Regions from separate parts of the Homo sapiens genome. Here region 2 is linked to region 1. A link is an interaction called in ENCODE POLR2A ChIA-PET data of the cell type or tissue named here. Cell type or tissue: PC-3. All regions are shown on one strand. Links, peaks and the distances in the headings refer to the core of each region. The heading gives the core; the rest is flanking DNA. Region 1 has its middle 47 kb from the start of AKIP1. Region 2 overlaps DENND2B (DENN domain containing 2B).

Region 1 (16,320 bases), core at 4,250-12,249:
GCATATAAGGCCTTCTGCTAGAAAGGCCAAACTGTCCTTTGGCCTCAGTATTTTGGAGACAAAGAGTTAATACTAGTAATTCCTGTGTAATATCCTTTTTTGGCAAAGGAACAGTAGACTTTATCAGTTTGGTTCTTGCCATTACTTGTGTTCGATCTTGACCAAGTTAAATTATTTCCAGGATGTATCTTTTTTTTTCTTTTTTTTTTTTTTTTTAGACGGAGTCTCACTCTGTTGCCCAGGCTGGAATGCAGTGGTGCGATCTTGGCTTACTGCAATCTCTGCCTCCTGGGTTCAAGGGATTCTCCTGCCTCAAGGCTCCCTAGTAGCTGAGATTACAGGCGCCTGCCACCACTCCTGCTAACTTTCGTATTTTTAGTAGAGATGGGGTTTCACCATGTTGGCCAGGCTGGTCTTGAACTCTTGACCTGAAGTGATCCGCCCACCTTGGCCTCCAAAGTGCTGGGATTACAGGCCTGAGCCACCGCGCCCGGCCTCAGGATGTATCTTAAACTCATTATTTTTGATGCTTGCCCTGCAGCTGAGTAAATACCTCTTTAGGATATGTGACAATTGAACTGGCTTGGATTTTGGAACATGTCCTGGCCTTGGAGCCTGCTTATGTTCATACACACTGGTTCCTTAGAAATGTAAATTTGTAAAGTCAATGTAAAACTGAAACTTCAAAAGTCAATTTTCATTGCTGCTGTTGTGCATTTCTATTATCAAATTTTATTTACAGTGATTTACGTGAGTAAAAAATGGATTACACGATTTCCTAACATCTCACTAAGTATGGGTTTGGATCTTAAGTAATTTACATTTTTCTTTTCCAAGTTGATTGTTATACTGGGCTAATGATTTCCTTCAAATTCCACTAATAAATCACAGATTCTCAGTGCTGTTATTCCATTGCTTTATTATTAAATGGCACCCTTTTCTAGTTTTTGTTTTTGCAAACCAGTGGAGTATTTAAAGTAAAATTTCAGAATCCCTTTTGGAGCTTTCGGTTGAGACCAGGCTCCTTGGAACCCTAGTGCTTTGGGAGTTCTGCTGCTGCTGCAGTACCAAAAGTAGCTTCTTTGAATTTCATTTGGGTTTTGTAGGGCTCCCCCGAGGCCCGAGAACTGGGAGAAGGGAAAGAGCTCATCGGTTTGTTTGAAGGCCGGCGGGCGGTGCAGGCAGCTTTTCCCAGACTCTCCCAGCTCCGGCTTTTCACGCATACCAGAAGAGCCGCTTTTTTCCTCCAGTGATTGAAACCATCTGGACTCCAGGGGGGTCACGTGTGTATGAGAAAATGACATAAAGTTTCAGACCCCGTTGTGCTTTGCTCCAGACCCAGACAACTCTTGGTCGGATGGTGAGGAGGTGAGGGCCGTCCAGTTTGGGGGCCAACTTCTCCTCCCTGCTGCCCCCGGCCCCCGCCTCCCTCACCCCTGTCCCCCACCCTCCCTCGCACACTCTCGGCGCGGCTTTCTCGCTGCCTCCGGCGCCTCCGAGCGCTCCCCTCCGCCGGGCTCCAGCAGCCCACCCTCTCTGTCTTGGGTGGAGGCGCACATCCTCCACGCCCCCTCCACTCAAATCTGCGCTCCCTCCCCTCTCTCTCCCTGCAGCCCGGCCGCAGCCCGGGGCGCGGATGCCTGCCCGCCGCCCGCCCTCTCTGCAGGAGCGGCTCCTCCTCCGGGCCGCGCGGCTCCCGGCGAGACCCCATCCAGGCGCCGCGCCCGGCCCGGCTGGGGAACGCAGAGGTAAGCGCCTCCGGGCCGGGTGGCCCCGGTTCCCGCGTGCGCGCCCGGTCCCGCCCCTGCCCTCCCAGCCCTTTTCCCTCTGCTCCCGACTCCCGGCCCCGGCAGCGGTGTCCAGCTCCGTGAGTACGCGCGTGGGGGCCGCCGCAGGCGCAGAGGAGCGGGGCTGGTGGGGTCCGCCCTCCCGGGCGGTCAGTAGCCGCCGGCTCTGCTTTCCGGCCCGGCGGGGGCCGCGCGGTTGGGGGTGGGGAACCTCGCGGCCAGAGTCCGGCGGTGAAGAGCTGCCTGGTGCCGAGCGGAGACCCGATCTCGGGACGTCCTGGGAGCTGGCTCTGCGCACCGCCTTGCCTCTCGGTGGCGGCATTCGAGCTCCTACCTGGAGCTGTTGCAGCTTGTATGCAGGCTCCTTGAAGAACGCGCGCGCGCGCGCGCACACACACACACACATACACACGCACAACACACACAGACACACGGAACTCAAACAAAGGAAAATTAACTTTGCATGCTATTACTGCAACAAGTTAAACTATGTTTATTTGTGGATGGTTCACTTTTTGCCCTTGTGCAGACACGCACTAAGTATTAAAGGGTCCACACTCTAGTCAACGTTTATGGCACGTTATCCAATAATTTAGTAACTGAGTAGAGTTCAAGAGACAATGTTTTCAAGTGTTTCTAAAGAGGGCTTATTGCATTTTCCTGGGATCTTTATATGAAAGTAGTTGATGATTAATATGAATAAAATAACTTCTTCATTAAGTGAGAAAATTTGCCTTAGTACAGCCTTAGTCCAGCTCTTGCTTTTATTACCAACCAGGTGTTTCTGCTGTTTGGATAGCAGGGTCTTGGGAATGGCAAAGAGGTCATTATCCCATCTGCAAGACTGTTTTCAGCTACCTCTTAGCTGCACACACTGCAACTGGCCATTTTGGGATGGGGCCACAGGGTTAAAACCCAAAGGGCTGCATTGTTTTGTTTTAATATTTTTCAGAAGGTGAATCCCTTAATTGATTTTTTTTTGCCAGAATTAGGGGTTTCTAAAAGGTTAGACGTAATCTGGGGTCCAGAAAGCTAATCCAAGATAGAGACTGAATTGTTCACAGCCTATCTCCCTTGCTGAATTAAGGACCGCACAAGGCCAGAACTCAAGAAGAGCCTGTTGAATGCATGAAGTGAAGGCTTCTTAAATTCTGCTGGTCTGGCAGAGAGTTCCTAGGTGACTAACATAGATGTAACCCTCCTTTTTATTTATCTGGCATATATTTTTTATTTAAAAAATTTTTTTCTTTTTTTTTTTCGAGACGGAGTCTCTCTCTGTCCCTGGAGTGCAGTGGCGCAATCTCGGCTCACTGCAACCCCCGCCTCCTGGGTTCAAGCAATTCTCCTGCCTCAGCCTCCCGAGTAGCTGGGATTATAGGCGCCTGCCACTACGTCTGGCTAATTTTTGTATTTTTAGTAGAGATGGGGTTCCCCATGTTGGCCAGGCTGGTCTCAAAGTCCTGATTTGAGGTGATCCACCCGCCTGGGCCTCCCAAAGTGCTGGAATTACAGGCGTGAGCCACTGGGCCCAGGCTATCTGGCAAATATTACCTTTGGAAAAACTCCCCAAGATAGGGGGAAGAAAAATTGTTCAAGTGTATGTATGGGAAATGTTATCCCCTAATTGGGCCAGAAGGGCACCCATTTTGGTAGACAACTCCAAGGCAACTCTTACCTTAAAAGTATTTTTTTACTGAACGCTTAGATTGGATTGGCTTGGTAATTAGGGAAATCCTTGGTCTTGAGTTTGTGGACTCCTTGGGGAAAGAGAAGTGACATTTGAGTGAAGGATAATTTCAGATCAATTGGCTTAGAACAGGAATGTCCAATCTTTTGGCTTCCCGGGGTCACACTGGAAGAAGAATCGCCTGGGGCCGCATGTAAAATACACTGACTCTAAGGATAGCTGATGAGCTTAAAATAAATCGCATAAAAAATCATAATATTTTTAAAAGTTTACGAATTTGTGTTGGGCCACACTCAGAGCCGTCCTGGGCGGCCCATGGGCCGCAGGTTGGACAAACTTGGCTTAGAATCTAAGAATTATAAAGCTCAAGGAGAAAATGATTCTGAGGCAGGGCGGTTTCATAGAAGAGGGGAGAGCCTTGAAGCAAAGTATGCTTCTGAAACTGGTGGAGAGTTGCTGGGGAAAGCTTTCAAGAGAATGGAGAGCAGACCATTTGGACTGGACCTAGAGAGAAAAGTAATAGCATCTGCTCTATGCCACCTGCCAGCTCTCTCTTTCATCCTTCAGTGTTGTGACATAGGTATTGTTGCTCTTGTTTTAAAGATGAGGGAATTCTTGTTTTTAAAAAGACAAGATCAAAAAGATACGTAACTGGCTTGGGATGACACAAGTGGTAAAGTGGCAGAGCTGGAATTCCAATGCCTGGCTCTCAGACTAACATGGGTGCTTTCACAGCTGCCTTCTCCAAAGAGCAGTGGGAGGTCCAGTGGAAGCCGAACTGTGGTCAGGTTGAATTCTGGCTCAAGGGCTGGAACTTTATCCTGTAGACATTGTTTAGGTTTTAAAGATTTTTGAGAAAAGGAGCTATGGGTAAAGCAGTGATTTTAGAAGATTAAGGTGACATCTATGTACAGGAATGTGACATGCTCATCACAAGTCATGTGCAAGTCATAATTCCTAATGAGGAGGTTCAAAAAGGAAATGTAGCCAGGATATCTGGGTGTTTCAATTCCTGTCTCACTTACTGTACCCTGCAGCGAGTAGCTTGGTTCACTGGGTAAAGAGCTAGTTGGAGTGACCACGGGGCTGCTCTGGATCAGAAAAGAGCTGAATCTTACCAGGCATACGCTGAAATGGAATGTGTATGTGGATCAATGCCACTGCTGGTTTGTCCTTTATGTTCCCCCATGTTTCGCAATGCTTTGGTTTTTTCTTTCATGACTACCCTGAGAGGTAGATCAATGTTGTAATTTGTTTAAAAGCTTTTCCTCGCCCTAAACATCTTAGGTAAGTTGATGTGCCTTTTCCTCTCATATTCTCTTATTTCTTAAAAATGCTGAATTTTGGCCAGGTGCTGTGGCTCACACCTGTAATCCCAGCATTTTGGGAGGCAGAGGCAGGCAGATTGCTTGAGCTCAGGAGTTGGAGACCAGCCTGGGCAACATGGTGAAACCCTGTCTCTACAAAAAATACAAAAATTAATCATGCATGTTGGCATGTGCCTGTGGTCCCAACTATTCAGGAGGCTAAGGTGGGAGGATCGATCACTTGAGCCCAGGAGGTTGAGGCTGCAGTAAGCCATGATCATGCCACTGCACTGCAGCCTGAGTGACAGAGTGAGACCCTGTCTCAAAAAAAAAAAAAAAAAAAAAAAGCTGAATTTTAAAACTTGGTACTAGTAAGGTAAAAGTGAATTTAGATTACCTTTCTTAATTATGAGAAAGATTAACATAAAATATACATTTATTTCACTTTGTGTTATGGAGGAAAAACAGGAGGCCTTTGTAGAGTTCCTGCGTGGGGATTTAGAAGGGATAGGAAAGCCAGGATTTAGAGATGTGCAAAGGTCTTCCTACCCCTCCACATTTCTTACCAGTTAATCGTATTGTTCATGTATACAGCTTATGGAGCTTATAAGGACATTGGACACCCACATTTATAGCCAGGCCCTTTGATTCTCGGCAGATAATGGGCTCAGGAAGGGCAGCAGTGGGTGGAGACATTTTACTAGAATTAGTCTGCCGCTTTGAATACAATCTGGATTTCTTGCTATTTCTTGTGCAACCTGTACGCCGTTTCCTCTGAACTTGCTAGTGCTCTGGAGACTTGGTTGTTTGGCCAAGGAATATCCCCTAGCAGGAGGGCTCACTAAGGAGGGGCAGCTTGACAGGCAGAAAAGTGATGTTTGTCAACTAAAGAAGTTTTCTTTTAATTAATGTTAGAGTCACCCATGGTTTTTTGTCAAATAAAAAATGCGAAATCAAAATATGATCTCGGTTCTCCACACCCATTTTTACCTTTAAGAGCCTCTCACACCTTGGAGAGCTTGCCTTACTGAATGGGGTTTTGATAGGTGAAATTATCACCAGGACCTCTACATGGGTCAGGATATGACTCAGTTTGGGTTTTGGACCTCTGAGGAATGTGACCCCTCTTAGTGTAGGGGATTTGGAGTACAAAAACCTGGGTTAAAGTTCCAGCTTTGCCATTTATTCAGAAGTTCCTGGAATTTGATGTTTGAGAGATCTCTGAGCTCAGTTTTCCTAGTTCTTCTAGATCAGGGTAATCCCTTAGGGCCAGATAGAGGTGGTCACACCCTGATTAGCACCTTGGTTCCTTCTCCCAGTTTGTATTTTGTGTCACCTGAAAGTCATTTTATTTTCTCTGTAGCCTCTGGTTATAGGTTATGTGGTCATTCCTCCAGAGAATGGCAAAGCTCATTGTTGGTTGGGGATCATTTGGTATGTCTTCCCGGGAGAATGCTCTTGAACCTAGTTTTGAGAGTTGGGGCCTCAAGAAGAGACTTTGGCAATGCCCTTATTTAAATGTTAGAAATGTTTGGTTGCATTTTTGATGCATTGCTTACATAGTTAATGTTTTTGTATTTGGTACTTGTCATTTTAATAATTTATTAAACAGGTGATTTAGGTTTTCTAAGATAGCTAAGAGCTTAGAAAAATAGGACTGCAGGTCGGGTGCGGTGGCTCACGCCTGTAATCCCAGCACTTTGGGAGGCCGAGGCAGGCGGATCACAAGGTCAGGAGGTCGAGACCATCCTGGCTAACACGGTGAAACCCCGTCTCTACTAAAAATACAAAAAATTAGCTGGGCGTGGTGGCGGGCACCTGTAGTCCCAGCTGCTGGGGAGGCTGAGGCAGGAGAATGGCGTGAACCCGGGAGGCGGAGGTTGCAGTGAGCCGAGATCGCGCCACTGCACTCCAGCCTGGGCGACAGAGCGAGACTCCGTCTCAAAATAAAAGAAAAAAAAAGAAAAAGAAAAATAGGGCTGCAATATCCTCTTTAAAAATAGTCTAAATTATTTTTTAGTGGGGATGGCATTTGGACAATTCCCCAGGACTGGAATATCCCTTTGATACTCAGATGTAATCTCCTAGTATGGTAGAACTTTGACTATTTTGACCTCCTCCACCTCCAAATATCCTTAAATCTTTCTGAAGAGATTTAATCTCTCTTAAAGAGATCTCACAATTTCCCTGGGAAACACTTTCTAAGGAAGGTTTCCAGATTGATGATCACAGATTATCTCCTTGTAGTTAGCTTTTCTTTTAATGTTTCCTACTTTTACTGTTTTCCTGTCCCTCTTCAATGCACACATGTTCACAGAGTGAACAAATTGTCTTTCCTGGACTCCAAAGGCAGCTACCAAATGTACAGACTGTCCCATCTGTACCCATCCTTTCCTTCCCTTCCTCTGGCTAAACAAGCTGAGCTTTCTCTGTTTTCCTTAACAAGTCTCTCTTTTTAGACCTATGATTATACTTGTTGCTTTGTGTTTTGTTTTATGCAGGAAGTTCATATCAGATATGTTGGCAATTAGAGCTTTCAAACTGGAAGGAGCCTTTTGGAGTAAAATATATATATTTTTTTCTATCAGCATAAGTAATTGTGGAATATATGTAAACTCTGGAGATGATCTTTTAAAAAAATTACCATCAAAAGAATTTTACTCAAGTCCTTTAAGGGCTTAAGAAGAATCCAGCCTTTGCGAGATTGCACTAAAAGTAACAGATTAGCCCAATTAAGGCCTATCTAGAAGTCTGGGAATCATTTGTTTAAACTGGAATTTAGGATCTCCATGCAAATATGATAGAAATAATCTGCTTAACCCTTTGTTAGTAGCATTAGAAATAAGCCCCTTTTTATGGGACTCTTAATGATAAAAGGTCATAGTAATTAGAATATGCTGGGAATTTGTCCCTGTTTGTTAATGTTTTGGAAACTCCTTTGAGTAGGCAGGGGTCACTTTGGGTGGCTTTTTTCTTTCTTTGATGTGAAGTTGGGATCTTGGATGTAAATTTAGCCAAGGACAAGTTTGAATTTAGATTTTTTAAATTTTTTCCGTCTTGTTCCATTCTTCCTTTTGGAGGCGGCTAACTAGAGTGGGGTAAAAAGTGCCTTTAATCAGAGTCAGTGTCCTGAGACTGTCAGACACTGGTCTCTGGGAAGTGCTCTGTATCACTATCATTTATATACTTTTCCTTTCTTGTGTCCTATAGTTTTTGAATATCTCCTGCGGAAAAAGCACTGGGGTGTGTACGGGCATCTGTTTATTCTCTTATTACCTTTCTTCAGTGAATATGCTTAATGTTAGGGGTTTGATGAATCAATGAGTGGATGAAGTTAAGAAATTAGATGGAGGCCAGGCCTGGTGGCTAACACCTGTAATCCCAGCACTTTGGGAGGCCAAATTGGGAGGATTGCTTGAAGCCAGGAGTTTGAGACCTGCCTGGGCAACACAGTGAGACTCTGTCCTTATGAAAAAAATACAAAAATTAGCCGAGCGTGGCGGTGCGTGTCTGTGGTCCCAGCTAAACGGTGGGCTGAGATGGGAGGATTGCTTGATCCTGGGAGGTCAAGGCTGTAGGGAGCCGAGATTGTGTCACTACACTCCAGCCTGAGCAACAGAGTGAGCCCCTGAGTGAAAATAACAACAACAACAAAAGAAATTGGATGGGAAATTAGTTTTGGATATGAGTGTTGGGTACCTCCTGATCCAAATATTGCTGTTGGGAAGCAACTGTTTTTACAACACTCTGGTCTCTGGAAGCTGAGATGACCTCTGTTAAGGCTCATCATGTGGGGATATATTTTCTAGTGAGTAAACAGGGCCTAGTCAGTTATTTTTTCTATTAGTCATGTTGGATTACATTTACTGTTGCCGGGAACTCTAGTTAGCATAATATCCCCTTGAATTAGGAAGTGCCACTCAATAGCTGTCTTTCTCCAGGACTGCCTGGAGAAGCTTTTCTTGAAAGTCTGGTCTTGCCTCTTGAGCCAGGGATGAGTGCATTCTAAGTACTTAGACCCAAAAGGCTTCTTCTACTGGGTCCAAGTCCCAGGGGAATGGAAATTCTCTTGAAAATAGTATAATTGTATGGGAGGGGAATCAAAGCTTTGTACTTTTCAGTAGTCACTCGAATCTGTACATAGATACCTGGAGATAAAGAAAACCCAACTTGCAAATGAGTATTTGGTGCTGTGGGTTAACATGGAAAAATGGCACTTAAGGTCAAAGTATATTAATTGAATCCTTCTTGTCCAGTTAATCAGCAATATCAGTTGTGAGGATTCCGTTTTGCTATTTTTCCCCCATTTGTACATTGACAGGTCACTCTTTTGAATTAGAATAGCACTCAGGACCACAGTGTTTGCATAGGAAGTGGCGTAAGAGGCAGGCCGGGCGCAGTGGCTGACGCCTGTAATCCCAGCACTTTAGGAGGCCGAGGCGAGCGGATCTCAAGGTCAGGAGATAGAGACCATCCTGGCTAATATGGTGAAACCCCTTCTCTACTAAAAATACAAAAAAATTAGCCAGGCGTGGCAGCGTGTGCCTGTAGTCCCAGCTGCTGGGGAGGCTGAGAGGTGGAGCTTGCAGTGAGCCGAGATCGTGCCACTGCACTCCAGCCTGGGTGACAGAGCAAGACTCGGTCTCAAAAAAAAAAAAAAAAAGAAAGTGGCGTTAAGAGTCATGGGGCGTGGGTAGAGGCCACTTTATATCTTGTTTCAGAGGGCCATTTAAAATTTTTTTTAATTAATTAATTTACTTACTTATTTTTAGAGACGGGGTCCCCCTATGTTGCCCAGACAGGTCTCGAACTCCCAGGCTCAAGCAATCCTCCCACTTTTGCCTCCCAAAATGGTAGGTTTAAAGATGGACCATTTTTAAAACCTCCATGAGTAGCTCAGTGATCAGAATTAGCTAGAAATAGCTCTGCCAAAAGGTATTGGCAAAATAACATCTAGCAGCCTTTGTCTATTTCAGGTTAGGTTTGTTCAAGAAAACCAATTTGGGAGCAGTATGATGTGCCCAGCTCTGTCTACATTTGAGTCGCCTACATAGTTCCCATGTATTTGTCACTATTTCTGGTCCCTGGAGGGCTGGGGTAGATCTCAGGATATGAGGCTCAGACTTGGTTGAAGCCACATCAAGAGCTGTGGTCCTGGTGGGTCAGCGTTATTTTCTGCGGCTTATCACCCAGGCTAGGCGTGTGGGAGCATGGGTGGGTAGGACAGGGAAGAAAAACAGAAGACCAGATAGTTCTGTGGAAACTGAATAAATAAGTGAAAAAGTTGGCCAGGCACTGTGGCACTCACCTGTAATCCCAGCACTCTGGGAGCCCATGGCAGGTGGATCTCTTGAGCTCAGGAGTTTGAGACCAGCCTGGGCAACATGGTAAACCCCTATCTCTACAAAAATTAGAAAAATTAGCCAGGCACAGTGGCACACACCTGTGGTCCTAGCTACTCAGGAGGCTGAGATGGGAGGATCACCTGAGGTGATCACCCGAGGTTGAGATTGCAGTGAGTCGAGACTGTGGCACTGACCTCCAGCCTGGATGACAGAGTGAGACCCTGTCTCAAAAAAAAAAAAAAAAAAAAAAAAAGAGTGAAAAAGTTAATCTTTTTCCCCTCACTGACTTGGACCTTTGTTCTGTTGGAAACCCTTATCACTTGAGGTCATTTTATTTATGTATTTATTTTTAAATGTTTCATTATTATTATATTTTAAAAATATGTATTTTTTATTTCAATAGCTTTTGTGGTACAAGTGGTTTTTGATTATATGGATGAATTGTGTCTGAAATTTTAGTGTGCCAGTCACCTGAGTAGTGTACATGGTACCCAATATGTAGTCTTTGTAACCCTTCATCTCCCCTCCCTCCCTCCCTTCCTCCCCCTTCTGTGTCTCCATAATCCATTATACCACTCGATATGCCTTTGCATACCCATAGCTTAGCTCCCACCTATAAGTGAGAACATACAGTATTTGGTTTTGCATTCCTGTGTTACTTCACTTAGAATAATGGCCTCCAGCTCCATCCAAGTTGCTGCAAAAGACATTATTTCATTCTTTTTTTATGGCTGAGTAGTATTCCATGGTGTATACATACCACATTTTTTAATCACTCATTGGTTGATGGGCACTTAGGTTGGTTCCGTATCTTTACTGTTGTGAATTGTGCTGCGATAAACATATTTGTGCAAGTATCTTTTTGATATAATGACTCATCCTTTGAGTAGATACCCAGTAGTGCAATTGCTGGATTGAATGGTAGATCTATTTTTAGTTATTTGAGAAATCTCCATACTGTTTTCCATAGAGGTTGTACTAATTTATATTCCCACCAGCAGTGTATAAGCATTTGCTTTTCACCACATCCATGTCAAGATCTATTGTTTTTTGACTTTTTAGTAATGGCTAGTCTGGCTGGAGTAAGGTAGAGTATTTCATTGTGGTTTTAATTTGCATCTCCCTGATGATTTGTTATGTTGAGCATTTTTTTCATATATTTCGTGGCTATTTGTATATCTTCTTTTCAGAAATGTTTATTCATATCATTTGCTCGGTTTTTGATGGGAGTGTTTTTTTCTTGCTGAATTATTTGAGTTCCTTGCAGATTCTAGGTATTTGTTGTTTGTCAGATGCATAATTTGCAAATATTTTCTCCCATTCTGCGGGTTGTCTGTTTAATGGTTATTTCTTTTGCTGTGCAGAAGCCTTTTAGTTTAATTAGTTCCCATTTATTTATTTATTTTTGTTGTTACATTCGCTTTTGGGGTCTTAGTCATAAATTCTTTGTCTCACCCAATGTCCAGAAGAGTTTTTCCTAAGTTTTCTTTTAGAATTTTTATGGTTTCATGTCTTAGATCTAAATCTTTGATCCATCTCGAGTTAATTTTTGTATATGGTGAGTGATAGGGATCCAGTTTCATTCTTCTGCGTGTGGCTAGCCAGTTTTCCCAGCACCATTTATTGAATAGGGTATCTTTTCCCAGTTTATGTTTTTGTTTGCTTTGTTGAAGGTTAGTTGGTTGTAAGTATTTGGCTTATTTCTGGGTTCTCTATTCTGTTTCACTGGTCTGTGTATCTACATTTATACCAGTACCATTGCTGTTTTGTTACTATAGCCTTGCAGTATAAGTCAGGTAACGTGATGTCTACAGATTTCTTCTTTTTGCTCAGGATTGCTTTGGCTATTTGGGCTCCTTTTTGGTTCCATATGAATTTTAGAATTGTTTTTTCTAATATTTTCGAAAATGATGTTAGTATTTGGATAGGAATTGCATTGAATCTGTAGATTGCTTTGGGTAGTATGCTCATTTTCATGATATTGATTCTTTGATTTCATGAGCATGGGGTGTATTTCTATTTGTTTGTGTCACCTGTGGTTTCTTTCAGCAGCGTTTTGTAGTTCTCCTTGTAGTGCTCTTTCACCTTCTTAGTTAAGTATATTACTAGGTATTTTATTTGTTTTTGAAGGTATTAAAAAGGATTGAGTTATTGATTTGATTCTCATCTTGGTGGTTGTTGGTATATAGCAGTGCTACTGATTTGTGTACGTTGATTTTGTAACCTGAGACTTTACTGAATTTATCAAATCTAGGAGTCTTTTGGAGGATCTAGGCATCTTTTAGGGTTTTCTAAGTGTACAATCATATCATTAGCAAACAGAGATAGTTTGACTTCCTGTTTTCCAATTTGGATGCCCTTTATTTCTTTCTCTTGCTTGATTGTTCTGGCTAGGACTTCCTAAGGTCATTTTATAAATATTCATAGTAACTAGTTGAAGGCACTGAGATTCCTGTACCTTGGCGGGAAGAACCCTGCTGGATGATTCTCTAGGTGTTTATTTGGGTTATGCCCATTTTCTTTCCCTCTTTTCTTCCTAAGTTTTGATGCTCCTGTTTTTCTGGGAATATTTTGGCTTCATTGTTTAGGCTTTTTTAAGGGCCATGGGGAATTCTGGGGACAGGGGCAGGTGTGACATGTTGCTAGGTATGGGAGGTTTTTACAGCTTGAGAAATTTCCAGGAAAGAAGAGACAGAAAACTTTGTTCACAAAGCATGTGGACAGGAAGTCAGGTGGGAAAATGGCATGGCAGATGGTGTAACTTCTTTGGTCAGCATGCCTGTCTCTGCCAAGATGGGACTGATAGGGTAGTGGGGGTAGTGGGGCAGTGCTGAGGATATAACTTATAATTCACATTATTCCTTGAAGAGAAGATGGTTCTTTGTTTTAAAAGGAAGTATAGTGCCTTACATTGATTTCTTTGAAATATACATGATATAATCCATGAATGAGTATTTGCAAAACACGTGGCCGGGCGCGGTGGCTCACGCCTGTAATCCCAGCACTTTGGGAGGCCGAGGCGGGTGGATCACGAGGTCAGGAGATTGAGACCATCCTGGCTAACATGGTGAAACCCCGTCTCTACTAAAAAATACAAAAAATTAGCCGGGCGCGATGGCGGGCGCCTGTAGTCCCAGCTACTCGGGAGGCTGAGGCAGGAGAATGGCGTGAACCCGGGAGGCGGAGCTTGCAGTGAGCCGAGATCGCGCCACTGCACTCCAGCCTGGGCGAGAGAGGGAGACTCTGTCTCAAAAAAACAAACAAACAAACAAACAAACAAAAAAACACGTTAGTGTTTATCTAACCCTATGCCAAGCCTGGTAGTAGATATACAATACAACTGAGGGAAAGTGATAACCTGAACTTAGAACATATAATTGTTACCTAAAGAATGATATAAAGCAGTACATCATCAAGCTCTAAATTTTGAGTTATTGATACATACAGGGGGTTTGGAGCCCCAGACAAGGTTTAGGACGTGCAGGCTTATGGCAAATCTTGGGCCAAATGGAGGCCTTTGGAGCTTTTGGAGCGCCCAAGGGCTCAGTCTTCAGCCTGTTTCTTGTCTCTGTCTTCACTTTTCTTAGGTGATTCCCTGGCTTTGAAGTACTAGCATTTATGGAATGTTTACTGGCTGCCAGAGGCTGTTGTAAGGGTTTTATGTGCACTAATCTAGCCTTCCAGACAACCTTATAATATAGGTATTTTTATTATCCTTGCTTAAAGGTGTAGAAACTGAGACAAGAGATGGACTTTCTTGAGCTCACACAGCTTATAAGCTGGAGAGCCAGGAAATGACCTAGTTTGGGTGACCAGCCAAGCCCTCGACTGGTTCAGAATAGCCATCCTCAGCTGGTCCTGGCTCCTCTGCTCCTGTCTTTGCAGTCTCTTCTCCACATAGCAATGAGAATATATATATTTTTTACCCTCATATGGAATGCTATCACACTTAGAAGTACAATGCACATTTACTACCAAGTTCTTGTGTGGTCTAAGCCCCAGCTCTCCCATCTGCTCCTGCCTTCCTCCCATCTCTTCTGTCTCATGGCCTTTGCCTGCTCCTAGGATGCTCTTCTCCTTGAATATTGCTGGTTTGTCACCCAGTTCATTTGAGTGTGGGCTCGAGTGTGCCACCTCAGGGAGGCCTTCTCTGCCCATCCTATGTAAAACTGCTCCGAGTCACTCTTTAATCCCCTCCTTTCTTTTTCTTCCTAAAATTATATTACATATTTCTGTGTTTTTCCTGTCTGCTTTCCCAAATAAATAAACTCCATGAAGTTAGGGACTTGATCCATTTGTTTACTGATATCTTTACTTTTTAGAATAGGACATGGAAGGTTTTCTTTAAATATTTGTTAAATAAATGACTAAATGGTATCTTTTGCATTCATTTGCTGTTCATGACTTCACTTGGGTAAAAATAGTGGAGAGGAAAGGGAGGTACAGGTGATAACTACAGCCTGGGTCCTAACTGGTTTTATGTTTATTACCAAGGCTTTGCTATCATAACATGGCCAAGAAAATGCTCAGAAATCTTGGTTGAATGAATGCACTGTGTAATTTGTTCTGGATTCCACACAGAGGGGACAGAATAGTGTGGGCTGAAGTGCTCAGAGAAATTTCTTGGAGGACCTGCAGACTTTGAAGGAGAGATTGGATTTGGTCGAGCATATAGGAATCGAAGAATACTTTTTTTTAAAGGTGGAAGGGCTATAGGGTGAACTAGTCCAATCTTTCTGTTTATAGACAGGAAACTGAGCCCAGAGAGGTGTAGGACCTGCCCAAAGGCACACAACCAGTTGATGTCAGAACCACGTCTGGCATCCAGGTGTTTTGACTCCTAATTTAGTTCCCTTTCTTCTACACAGTGCTGCCTTCAGAATCCAGGAGGACTCTGGGGGTTGGGGAGTAACCAGGGGCAGCATGAGCAAAGGCCCAGAGGCAGAAAAGATGTTGGCTTGTATGGGCTGGAAATAGGTGGTCTATTGGAATCAGCAGGTTTATAAAGGAGCCCATCGGAGACAGACCAGGCTGAATCAGATCCTCTGGGATCTTGAATGTCATCTTGAAGACTTTGAGTTTGGAATGAGTGGGAGGCATGTGAAAATGCTTTGACTATTGTTCTGTCTTTCTCTACAGGGATGGTGACAGAATGGATAGTATAGAAAATGGATTGGAATTGAGGAGGAAACTAGAAGCTAAGAGGAGTTAGGAGGCCCTTGTAACAATCCAGGTATTATTGCTAAGGGCCTAGTATCATTTTAGTTATTTCTGTTTCTGTTTTTAGAGATTTGTGGTGGTTTTTGGAGAAGATGACATGAAATTATCAGGCAATATGTGTATACTCAGCTTTCTAATAGAGTTTGGGGATAAGAAGGAGGAGACCTGGTATTTTGCCTTAATTCTGTATGCGGCTATAAATGACATTTTAGTATCCAGATGATAATTCTTCTAAGAAACCTGGGCCAGGTTAGGACAGGAGGGATACAAGATAACATTATACTGATGTGAAAATAGTGATGGGGCTAAGTGCAGTGGCTCATACCTGTAATCCCAGTGCTTTGGCAGACTGAGGCAGGAGAATTGCTTGAGCCCAGGAGTTCTAGACCAGCCTGGGTGACATGGTGAGACCCTGTCTCTGCAAAAAGTAAAAAATTAGCTGGGCATGGTGGCACACATCTGTAGTCCTAGCTACTCGGGAGGCTGAGGTGGGAGGATTGCTTGAGACCAGGAGTTCAAGGCTGCAGGGAGCCATTATTGCACCACTGCACTCTAGCCTGGGTGACAGTCAAGACCTGTCTGAAGAAAGAAAAAAAAAAAAAAGAAAATAGTGATAGAGTGAGGAGAGACTGAAGGAACAGACGGAAATGAATGGGAGCAGCTGCCCAGAGAGGGCCTGGGCCTGCCTTTCCATCAGGGGAGCTGCCCAATATAGTGGTTGGGGAGTCAGGCATCCAGGGACTTCCAACCAACCTTGCACATTTTTTTTTGGACACGTGTGACCAGTGGAAGTAAAACCTGTCTCCTGGGCCCACAAATGCTTTGGACGGATAAGTTGTGCTCAAGCCTAGGCCCATTCAGGTAGTCCACATATGTTTTCAACCAGAGCTGATGAGAACAGATTGATACAGCCTGTACCAGGCCAGTGAATTGGCAGTGTATGATACTTTAAAAATTTTTCCATACCCAGAAAT
Region 2 (10,971 bases), core at 1-8,000, 170 kb after region 1:
ACTGCTGCTGGAGCGCCGGGTCATTTTTGTGGCAGATAAGCTCAGGTAGGGCCCAGCCGGGCAAGAAAGCAGAAGGGAGGGGGGAAGGCACACCCACAAGCGAATCAGCAAGTGTTCAGGAGCCTAAGCAGGCGCCGGAGACCAGTGCTGGAGTGGGGCTGTGCGTAGGGAGATGGAAGACTAGGTGGAAAGGTAGCACCCCTGTGTGGGTGAGGGAGCAGGGTTTGGGAGCACACAGATGGCAGGATTGAGAACCCTGTGGAGGGCTTGGCCTGAGGGGAGAGGGAGGGATATTTCTTCCTTTGCAACAGCCAAGACTGTGCAGGTGCCGGGATATGTAAAGGGGAAAGGTTAAGAAATTGAGATTTTTGGTGGATGGTTGCATTTCTTCTGGAGGGGGAGGCAAAGCCATCTCAATGGGATGCTGAGTTTGAGGAAAGAGCTGCTGTGAGGAAGGGGCAAGAGCACTGACCGGGGACAGTGTGAGGAATGCTGAGCCAGCCAGCGAGGGTCCTGTGGAGGGTGTCCCCTGGAGAAGGCAACTGCAGTGGCCCAGGGCTGGGCAATGGGAGGGCTGGGGAGAAGGATGTGATGGGGGCACTGAGGTGCAGAGAGGAGAGTGGGTGAGGAAGGCTGGCCAGCCCACACCGGGAAACAGATGATGTGCAGGGCCTGGAGGTGCCAGGGAAGTCGGGGAGCTGGTTTAGGAGGAGTAAGAAAAGAGCTGGATGGGTCACAGGTCTTGGTCTGAAATGCTGGCATTTATGATTTTAGAGGTAGAGGTGTCGAGAAGGTCTGGTGGTGGCCATGGGAGGGGTGGCAGAAGTGATGGTCACTGGACGTGAGGCAGTTTAGGAAGTAAGAAGTCGGAGCTCTTCTAGACAGCCAAGGTTTAAAAAAGAAAAAAGTTTTATGTCAGTGGTGGTTAGGGGGTGACACAGGCAAGGCACAAGTGATACGGCTCCGATGAGTGCAGGAACACTAGGGTTTTTGGTTCTTATGCTGGTTTAGATAAAACGACACCGACACACGTGGAGTGGTTTTAAGGAGCGGAGAGTTTAATAGGCAAGAAGGGAAGGAGAAAGGCAGAAAGAAGAAAGTACAGAGACAGAGGGAGAGAGGCTCCAAAGCCGAGAGAGGGAACCCCAAGTGTTGTGGATACCAGCCAGTTTGATAAGAAGGCTGGAGGAGGCGGTGTTTGATTTGCATAGGGCTTAGGGGATTGGTTTGACCAGGCATGTCATTCATGTAGCCCCTCCCCCCCCCCCCCCCGGAAGCTGGCCTTCCCATCCTAGCCTTTTAATATGCGAATGTAGGGCGCCTGATGTTCTACACACGTGGGAATATGCGGGGCAGCCATGCTGCTAGGCACCTGTAGGGGCAAGGGCAAGAGGACAACGGTGGGAATTGCCATGTTGGGTGGACCCAATTTCTAATGGTCTTCATTTGCATATCAAAGGTTGCCTGCCTGGCTCTAAGAGCCGGGGCTTTCTTTCCAGACAAGAAACATTTTTGAGCTGCTTTAAAGGAAATGAGGTACAGTGGCTCACGCCTGTAATCCCAGCACTTTGGGAGGCCGAGGTGGGCAGATCACAAGGTCAAGAGATCGAGACTCTCCTGGCCAACATGGTGAAACCCTGTATTAGCTGGGCCTGTAGTCCCAGCTACTCAGGAGGCTGAGGCAGGAGAATTGCTTGAATCCAGGAGGTGGAGGTTGCAGTGAGCGGAGATTGTGCCACTGCACTCCAGCCTGGGAGTGACACTCTGTCTCAAAATAAATAAATAAATAAAAATTTAAAAATTTTTTTAAAAAAAGGAAACAAAAACTTTTCCTCTCTCCATAAAATAATTTCTTAGTAAGTCCTACAACAACAGGATGGGTTATTGGCAACATGTTACATATTGTTTTGGTCAAAGAATCCATCCCAAGCAGTGGTTTCTCTAGAGTGGTCATTTGGACATTGATTAAGCCACCTTAAATGTCAGGTGCTCACAGGAGGGCAGTGAAGGAAAATCCCCGTTCTGGTTTGTCCTCCAATAAGTCCTGAATCCCTGGGGTATTTCCTTCCGTATGTATGAGGAAGCAGTTGAGAGGAAACCGAGAAATGAACTCCCGATTGCCTTCAGAGGGACAGGAACGCAGGCCCATCCTCAGCCCAGGAGAAGAAAGGAGGAAGAAAAACCAGAGCTGCTGACTTTTCCATAGAGCACCAGGGTTTAGAAAGGAAAACTGCCCCTCACTTGTTCCCATCACAGCCTCAATGCTTCTGTGTCTCACACTTCTAGGTGTTCTGTGGGCCCATCAGGCCCTTGTGAAGAAATCTAGCCCAACAGCTGGAATGAGCTGGGTACAGCAGTTCCAAGAGGCCCCTCCTGTGTACCAGCCATGGTCATTGTCAGCCAACAAAGCCCCTGACTGCCCAGCTTTGGTGCCCTGGCCTGGCCTGACCTTAGTGGCCCCTAAGAGAGCCTGGACCATGAGGTTTCTTTTCCTGAAGGTTCTACCCTCTAATTCAGGGCTGAGCTTCCTCTTTGCCACCCTGCCCCCCCCCAGGCCAGCTCCCGTGGGGCTGTGAATACAGCTATTGTTTCCTGTGGTTGCAGCTGCCTCTGAGCACATTCCAGGACCATTCTGGGAGGGACGATCCCAAGGTCTTGTTCTTGGCCTGGCCGGGTATTCAAGTTCTGCCAATCTGGGGTCTTGGAAAAGATGTCCTTCCTGTTCTGCCTGGGGTCTGCCTCTGGCTGGAGAGGGGAGGGGTAGGTCCAGCCAGCTCATGATCCGTTGCTGATGTTTTAGGTTTTCCACAAGTTCTTTGTCCCTCTTGCCTAGTTCTGATGTGGGGTGGGAGAGGGTACCCACGATCTGCATTCACTGGCCCTAGGGGTTTACAAAACCTACTGCCTCCTCAGCCACGGGCCCACTGATGTGCCCCCCAAACCCGAGACAGCCCTTTTCCAGATCTTTGTCAGATGACTGTCCTGCGGGTTGCTGCATACCTTCCTGGCTGTTTGCAGGTACATTTCCCTAAGAGAGTAGCATTGTTGTCCTTGAGGCGCTACGCAGTGGGAAAGCGGGGACTTTACCAGTCTGCAGGGTCCCTGAACCCCATTAGCATTTTTGTTGCACTGGGAGGTTTACGATCAAAGGCTGTCCTGAGCCTCCAGCGAGCTCTAAGTTCCTGGGCCTGGGCTCAGGTACTCTGTCTCTCTGTCTGCCCATCAGTACCCTCTCCAGCTGCTCCCACGCGGTGGTGGCCTTGCTCTACCCCTTCTCCTGGCAGCACACCTTCATTCCTGTCCTCCCGGCCTCCATGATTGACATCGTCTGCTGTCCCACCCCCTTCCTGGTTGGCCTGCTCTCCAGCTCCCTCCCCAAACTGAAGGAGCTGCCTGTGGAGGAGGTGGGCCACCGGGGGAACCAGCTGGGGGGAAGGGTGGAGGGGGAAGCAGGTGCTGGGATCTTACTTGTGGCCCCTCGGCCTCTTTACCAGGCTCTTATCCTTTCTCCCTGGGAGGTCTATCCCCGGCTGGAGTACTTCCTGTTAGCTGACCCTGGGAACCTGGGAGGTCTGGAGGCCTGGCAGAGGGCATTGCGGGACTCATGCCCTGAGCCACTCTGCTAATGACTCCTTTTCTCAGGCGCTGATGGTGAATCTGGGATCTGACCGATTCATCCGACAGGTAAGAGGGTGGGTGCTTGCTAGAGTTGGGCTCCTGAGCACCCTGCACCATCACACACACTACTCAACCTTCACAACCTGTTTGTTGAGCTCTCTCTCTGGGTTCAGTACTACTCACAGACTAGTCAAGGGTGGGGAGAAGCTGGTCTTGGAATCCTTGACCTTAGCAGGGTCCGCCTTTCCAGTGACATCATGAGCTTCTAGAAGGCAGTGTGGGAATTTGAAGAACACGGCCTGGGAGTCCACAGACTTGGCCACTGGACTTTGCCCCCTTTGAGCCACATGGTCTTAGGCCTCTAAATTCTTCTGAGCTCTAAAGGAGAGGTGGTGACAACACCTGCCTTGAAATGTTTGCTGGGGGTTACACAAATAACTATAGATTGTTATGTAACGTACAGGTTTGCAATCATTGTTGTCAACTACAAAAAGCCTTTGTTAGTCGTGGAAATCCTCCTGGCTCTCTACAAAGGAGCACAACCCAGTGCTCTCCCCTATGGAAATGTACTTATTGTCTGTTACACACCAATGACGGAGCTGAGGACTCCCTGGGTACCAGGCATAGTGATGTGGACACAGAAACAGAGTATAGAGACGAAACAACAGTCTAACTTCATTCCTGAGACACAGGCTGGCCACAGTCCCCCTGCCCCAAGCCAACTGTGCCTCCTGCCTGGAGCTGAAGATGGAGGAATTGGGGAGACCTAATCAGGAACCCCTGGCTGGTCCTGGTCACAGAGGCCAGTGAATGCCACACTGGCTCTACCCCCTTTTTTTTTTTTTTTTTTTTTTTTTTTTTGGAGACAGGGTCTCACTGTCATCCAGGCTGGAGTGCAGTGGTACAGTCATGACACTGCAGCCTCGACCTGCCTGGGCTCAGGTGATCCTCCCCATGTCAGCCTCCTAAGTAGCTGGGAGTACAGGTGCATGCCACCATACTTGACTAATTGTTTTTTTGTGTGTGTTTTGCAGATAGAGGGACCTGCTAAGTTGCCCAGGCTGGTCTCGAACTCCCTCCTGGGCTCAAGCGATCCTCCCGCTCAGCCTTCCAAAGTGTTGGGATTACTGGCGTGAGCCACTGCGCCTGACCCTCTACCACTTTTAATCTCTGTAATCTTGGGCAAGTTTCTTAACCTTTCTGTGCTTCAGTTCCTCATCTTAAAATGAGGTTGATGATAGTTATGAGGGTTACTGGGAGAGATAAATGAGATTATCTACTCACGCTCTTCTAACAGGTCTTAGCACATAGTAAGTGCTCAGTGTCAGCTATGATTGTCACTGTGCTTTCTTTCTCCTGCAGATGGACGACGAAGACACGTTGTTACCTAGGAAGTTACAGGCAGCTCTGGAGCAGGCTCTGGAGAGGAAGAATGAGCTGATCTCCCAGGACTCTGACAGCGACTCCGACGATGGTGAGAATAGTGCCCGGGCACGGTCAGCTCTGCTCCAGGCTCCCTCTGCTCTGGGTCAGGGCCCCATAGGGCCAGAACTCTGCCTCTGCACACCAAACCCTTTCTGGCTGATGAGGACCTTGGTCTCACTCTAGCGTCTTTTCTACCCCAGGTAGTTTAGGAAGGAAAACCCAAAGACATGTGGCAACCCCAAAGATACTTTCTGCTGACAGAAAACTAATTATTCCTCCTTCTGAGGCCTTGCCTCAAGCCATTGCAGGAGATGAAAGGCACTTCCTCTTCCTTGGAAGCCAGAAAAATCACTTAGGGTGAGGGATATGATGAAAGTGGTGCTCTGGTTTCTACTTTAATTCATCCAGCAATTATGTTTCAACTTCCATGTTCAGAACATAGTTTCTGGCCTTCTGCAGCTCGTAGGCTAGTTACAAGGCTATGAGCACAAGAAAGCAAGCTTCCAGAGGCCGGGTGTGGTGGCTCACGCCTGTAATCTCAGCACTTGGGGAGGCCAAGGCGGGTGGATCACCTGAGGTCAGGAGTTCGAGACCAGCCTGGCTAACATGGTGAAACCCCATCTCTACTAAAAATACAAAAAGTGCACCTGTAATCCCAGCTACTTGGGAGGCTGAGGCAGGAGAATTGCTTGAACCCAGGAGGCGGAGGTTGCAATGAGCTGAGATGGCGCCATTGCACTCTAACTTGGGCAACAAGAGTGAAACTCGGTCTCAAAAAGAGCTTCCAGAACAGAAGAGTGGTACTGGCTGGAAGTCTTGTTGGGGAGAGGAAGACTACACCAGGAAGATTGAGGAAGGCTTTGCAGGCTCTTGACCTGAACCTCAAAGATTGTCTTTTCCCTTCCAGAATGTAATACCCTCAATGGGCTGGTGTCGGAGGTGTTTATCCGGTTCTTTGTGGAGACCGTTGGGCACTACTCCCTCTTTCTGACACAGAGTGAGAAGGGAGAGAGGGCCTTTCAGCGAGAGGCCTTCCGCAAATCTGTGGCCTCCAAAAGCATCCGCCGCTTTCTTGAGGTTTTTATGGAGTCTCAGATGTTTGCTGGCTTCATCCAAGACAGGGAGCTAAGAAAGTGTCGGGCAAAGGGTAAGTCTTGGTTATCAGCTCTCTTCTCTAATTTTTTCACCCACAGCAGGGCTGAAGAACCAGGCACTATGATGGAAGCTCTTGGACATCAGCTAGGGCCAGGCCTCTTAACATCCCTTTACCTCTGTTAGAAACTTCAAGGTAGCATTCTTCTCCTCCGGCCCCAGTAAATGCCTTCACAAGGCTATGCACAAGCTAAGCCACATGGCTAGAGGTAGGACTCATCTCCACCTAGGAGCAGCATGCCATTGGTTGCCCACCCCCTCCTCAAAGAGAAAGATAGGAGAAAGCCCTTCTATCCAGAGAAAAGGAGCAGACTGAGCAATTTCGGGGGTTCTGAGAACCCAGTGGTTGGGAATTCCCTTACAGAGCATTGGGCCAGCTGTCGTAGGTTGGTGGCAGTCTTCATTTAAGGCAGATGGTTATCTTGTTTTTTGCTATTTCATCAGCTCATTCGAGGGCTTTTTCATCTCATCACAATTTTTCTGTCTAACCTCAGGGTTAGTACTTCTTCTGTCCTCTAATACTATCCATTTAGTATAACAACCTTTTTGGAACAACATGGTAGAGTTGTCTGAAGGAAGCTAGAGATGTCCACTTGGGGCAGCTCTGAACTGAGAAGCAGCCTCCTCACCTAGTGCAGCTTGGGAATGTGCATGGGGAGGCAGGGTGGCAGCAGCAAACCCCGGCAAGATGTCACTAATGATCGCCTTGATGAGCCAGCCCGAATTCTAGTAAGATGCTCCTGCAAATTATCATCCCAGATGTTTTCTTTCTCCTTTTTTGGCATCTGTGCTCCATGGTTCCCTTCATGTAGGCCTCTCCTTCCCTTCCTCCAATGACTGTTCTCTTCCCTGTGCCTGTTTCTTTTACCCAGGCCTTTTTGAGCAGCGAGTGGAGCAGTACTTAGAAGAACTCCCAGACACTGAGCAGAGTGGAATGAATAAGTTTCTCCGAGGTTTGGGTAAGTGGCCTTGTTACTGATGAGATAGATGTTCAGCAAGAAGGAAGGGGCTGGGAGATTTGTGTTCCCGAATACTCTAAATCAATGTCAACAGGTGTTATACTGGGGCTGTAGACAGAACAGGATGTAGACATCCCATAGTGACTAGAAGGTTCTCAGCCAGAATTCCAAGGGCATTTTGCACAGTAGTGGTCCTTCAATATCTGTGGGGGATTGGTTCCTGGATACCCAAGGATACCAAAATCCACAGATGCTCAAGTCCCTTCTATAAAATGGCATAGTATTTGCATATAACCTGTGCACATCTTCCCATATACTTTAGATCATCTTTAGATTACTTATAATACCTAATATAATATAAATTTTGTTATTTTATTTTATATTTTATTTATTTTATTTTAGAGGCAAGGTCTGGCTCTGTCACTCAGGCTGGAGTGCAGTGGTGCAATCCTAGCTCACCGCAGCCTCAAACTTCTGGCCTCACGTGATCCTCCCTCCTCCACCTCCTGAGTAGCTGGGACTACAGGCATATGCCATTACACCTGGCTATTTTTAAAATTTGTTTTGTAGAGATGATGTCTTGCTATGTTGCCCAGGCTGGTCTCAAACTCCTGGGCTCAAGTAATACTCCCATATTGACCTCCCAAAGTGTTGGGATTATAGGCGTTAGCCACCATGCCCAGCTGTAAATAGATATTATACTGTATTGTTTAGGGAATAATGACGAGAAAAAAAAAGTCTATATATGTTCAGTACAGACACCACCATCCATTTTTTCCCCCAAATATTCTTGATCTCCAGTTGGTTGAATCTATAAACATGGAACCCATGGACGCAGAACTCATGGATATGGAGGACAGGCTGTATTTACCATATTGCATTACAAAGAGGAATCCCAGGTTCCCACATACATCAGGTCTTTCTGTTTGCACTCCTTCCTGAGTGAATATGAAGGCCATTAGAGCCAGTGAGCTTTCCTCTAGACCATAACAGGTCTGCAGACACAGCAGTGCGAGTGCCCTTCCTGCAAAATGCACCCCTCCCTGCAGGGTGCTCAGCCCGCCAGATCAGAGAATCATAGCATGTTTCTGTTTAAAGAGAAATTGAGACCAAAGAGGTTAAGTGGCTTGCGTAAAACCACACAGTGATTAATACCGGTGCCCTAATTAGAGCTCTCACGTGTTTTCACTACCCTGGATCAGATCACAGTTATAATCCAGTCTTCCTAATCCTTCCTCTCCCACTGACAGGGTTAGGGCTACAAGGAGGAGAGGGAGTGGAGGTTGGAAGGGATAACACTGAACATTCTCTCTTGTCCTCTCTGGCCCACAGGCAACAAAATGAAGTTTCTCCACAAGAAGAATTAAGCCTCCTTCTCAGTAGCAGAGTCCAGTGCCTTGCAGAGCCTGAAGCCTGGGGAGAAGGCCCAGCCTGGGACCCTCTGGGCTGCTGTGGCTCCTCTGCCCCCACAGATCCTATCCTCCAAGCCAGCCCACCTCTGCCTTCATCATATCCCAGGATACTGTTTGTAAATAATCTGCTGTAAGCTTTCTTAACTGTTTTTTGTAACAAGCAAAGAGAATATGGCAAATATTTGTATATTCCCAAGGGGCCGGGTGCTTTCCTGTCCTGCCAGAGCATGGATGAAGTTTCGCTGGGTGCTCGTGACTGGCCAGTTTTGTGCAGCTGACTGTCTCAGCCAAACCACTGATCTTCCCTGGAGGCCTTCGGCCTGCCTGCCTGCCTGAGGTCCCCGCTGCCAGTCCCGGGCCCTGGAGAGCAGATGCTGTCTTGTTATGTACAGGAGGACCTTTTAAAAAAATCAAGTTTCTATTTTTTGCTGGTAGTCCGCATACCCATACCCTCTGTTTTTGAAAGGCAAAGGCCAATCAGTCCCCATTTGTAGCATGGCACCAGGGTCTTAGGCCTAGTCCTCTCATTCCTCCCACCCTCCGAGATGGTCAGTGTGTCATGGGAAGCCCACCCCCAGCTCTGCCAGTGCTCTCTGGGCCTGGCTCCCAGTCAGTGGTGGCCACGATGCGGTACAGGGCATCCCTCCTTCCCATCTACGGGTGTTCTCAATAAACAATGTACAGTTGTTTGGGCCCAGAGCCTCATGTGTTCCTTGGCTTTGTTATCTAGTTCTCTCTCCTGGGAATGGGCTGGGACTGGCCAGTCAGGGATGAAACACCATCACACAGGGAACTGAGTACTAGATTAAGGGGTTAGCTTCAGTGTGAGTCACTGACCTCCCCTGAAATGGAGTTCTCCAGCCTAAGTTGCATGACCGGTCTTAAGAGTTAGAAGATACCCAGTCATTGCAGTAGTTCAGCTTCCCTCAACTGTTCAGCCTGTGCTTAAGTGTTTCCAGTGATGGAAAGAATGCTCTTTGCCCTTCGGCCCCATTATTAGGTAAATCTTAACATTTTCCTCTTCTGCCTGAAGCCCCTAAGATGTCATTGAGTGTCCTAACATTGGTAGAGTAAAGCCCAGCTAATGCCAACCCAGGCTTGGGCATAGCCCTGACCTACTCCCTGTGACTCTTGCATGTCACTCTGTGAATCGTTTTTCCATTGGAACCCTAGGTTTTCATACAGAAAGTACGGTTACATTCCATGGAAGAGGAAGGAGAGAAGCAAGGTGGGAAATAAGGACGATTTAGGCTTTTCACCCACCAAGGCCTTCGGAGAGCAGAGACTTTGCAAACTCCCAAGTGAGGCATTAAGCTGCAACTATTTTCTTTGGTATTGTGTTTGGGTCTGACAGGATTTGAACCATGAGTAAAGTTTTCCTGTCCTTCCACCCTGTTGAGAGATGATCCCATCCTAAGTTTCCTTCCCCTCTTCCTCCTCCCCATCTCCACTGAGGCCTGCACAGGCCCCAACCTGTCCATGGTTTGGGCCTGCCGTCAGCCTCACAGAATAAAGTGGAGGGTTTGTCTTCTGGGAAGGCAAAGTCATTTTCTGGCTCTGCCATTTGCCAGGACTAGGACAGAGATTGAAGCCTCATGAGTCTTCAGTTCAGATCAAGAGAAAAGACAAGGATTACAACCAGAAGACTCAGAGTGGGAAGTAGTTCCCTCCAGAACTCGTCGCTCTTAACTCAGCCTGGGCTTAGGACAGTCATAGAACCAGATTCCTTAATAAGAAAAATACAGGCCATGCGCGGTGGTTCATGCCTGTAATCCCAGCACTTTGAGAGGCCGAGGCGGGTGGATCACGAGGTCAGGAGTTCAAGACCAGCAATGGCCAACATGGTGAAGCCTCGTCTCTACTAAAGATACAAAAAATTTGCCAGGTGTGGTGGGGTGCCTGTAATCCCAGCTACTGGGAGACTGAGGCAGGAGAATCGCTTGAACCCGGAAGGCAGAGGTTGCAGTGAGCCGAGATCGCGCCATTGCACTCCAGCCTGGGCGCAGGGTGAGACTCCATCTCAAAAAAAACCCAAAAAACCAGATTTAATTCCTAAAAGGCTAAAAGGTACATGCGCTCTCTCTCCCTTCCTCCCCAATTCTCCACCCCTCCTTTTTCAGCATGGCTCCAAAGAACCACTTTAGACATGTGATCCGATCACAAGATGTGTATGTGTAAATTTTTTTTTTAAATTTGCATTAACGGGGTCTCACTATGTTGCCCAGGCTAGTCTTGAACTCCTGGGCTCAAACAGTCCTCCTAAAGTGCTGGGATTACAGGCATGAGCCACCACATCCAGCCTTATTCATAAATTTTGCCACTTTTATGTGTCTTTAAAATCTAGTATGCCCTTCCGTGAATACCAGAGCGGTATGTCTCCCCGCTACTGTGGCTGCAGCTCTGGT

What was found. Peaks named below come from ENCODE experiments on the same cell type or tissue, not always from the same donor. Only the 100,000 strongest peaks of a DNase experiment are listed, where the experiment ranks them.
Region 2: POLR2A ChIA-PET joins it to region 1 with 11 read pairs; 17 of 35 experiments call an interaction of 5 or more read pairs at or near these places.

The regions. Positions count from the first base shown.
Region 1 is chr11:8,856,382-8,872,701 of GRCh38, reverse strand. It overlaps a transcript of DENND2B not described here. Among named protein-coding and RNA genes, the nearest start is that of AKIP1, 47 kb to the left of the region's middle. RefSeq lists enhancers at 8,768-9,268, 9,269-9,769. In PC-3, for the core only: no CTCF peak of the experiment used is centred there; a DNase peak (open chromatin) is centred at 8,651.
Region 2 is chr11:8,691,646-8,702,616 of GRCh38, reverse strand. It overlaps DENND2B (DENN domain containing 2B), which reads left to right. Exons shown (of 20, transcript NM_213618.2): 14 at 1-45; 15 at 3,227-3,404; 16 at 3,643-3,684; 17 at 4,981-5,092; 18 at 5,951-6,190; 19 at 7,068-7,154; 20 at 8,487-9,265. The coding sequence ends at 8,521. Among named protein-coding and RNA genes, the nearest start is that of SNORA3B, 12 kb to the right of the region's middle. RefSeq lists enhancers at 1-499, 2,862-3,647, 3,648-4,435 and a silencer at 3,361-3,655. In PC-3, for the core only: no CTCF peak of the experiment used is centred there; no DNase peak of the experiment used is centred there; H3K27ac peaks cover 557 bases.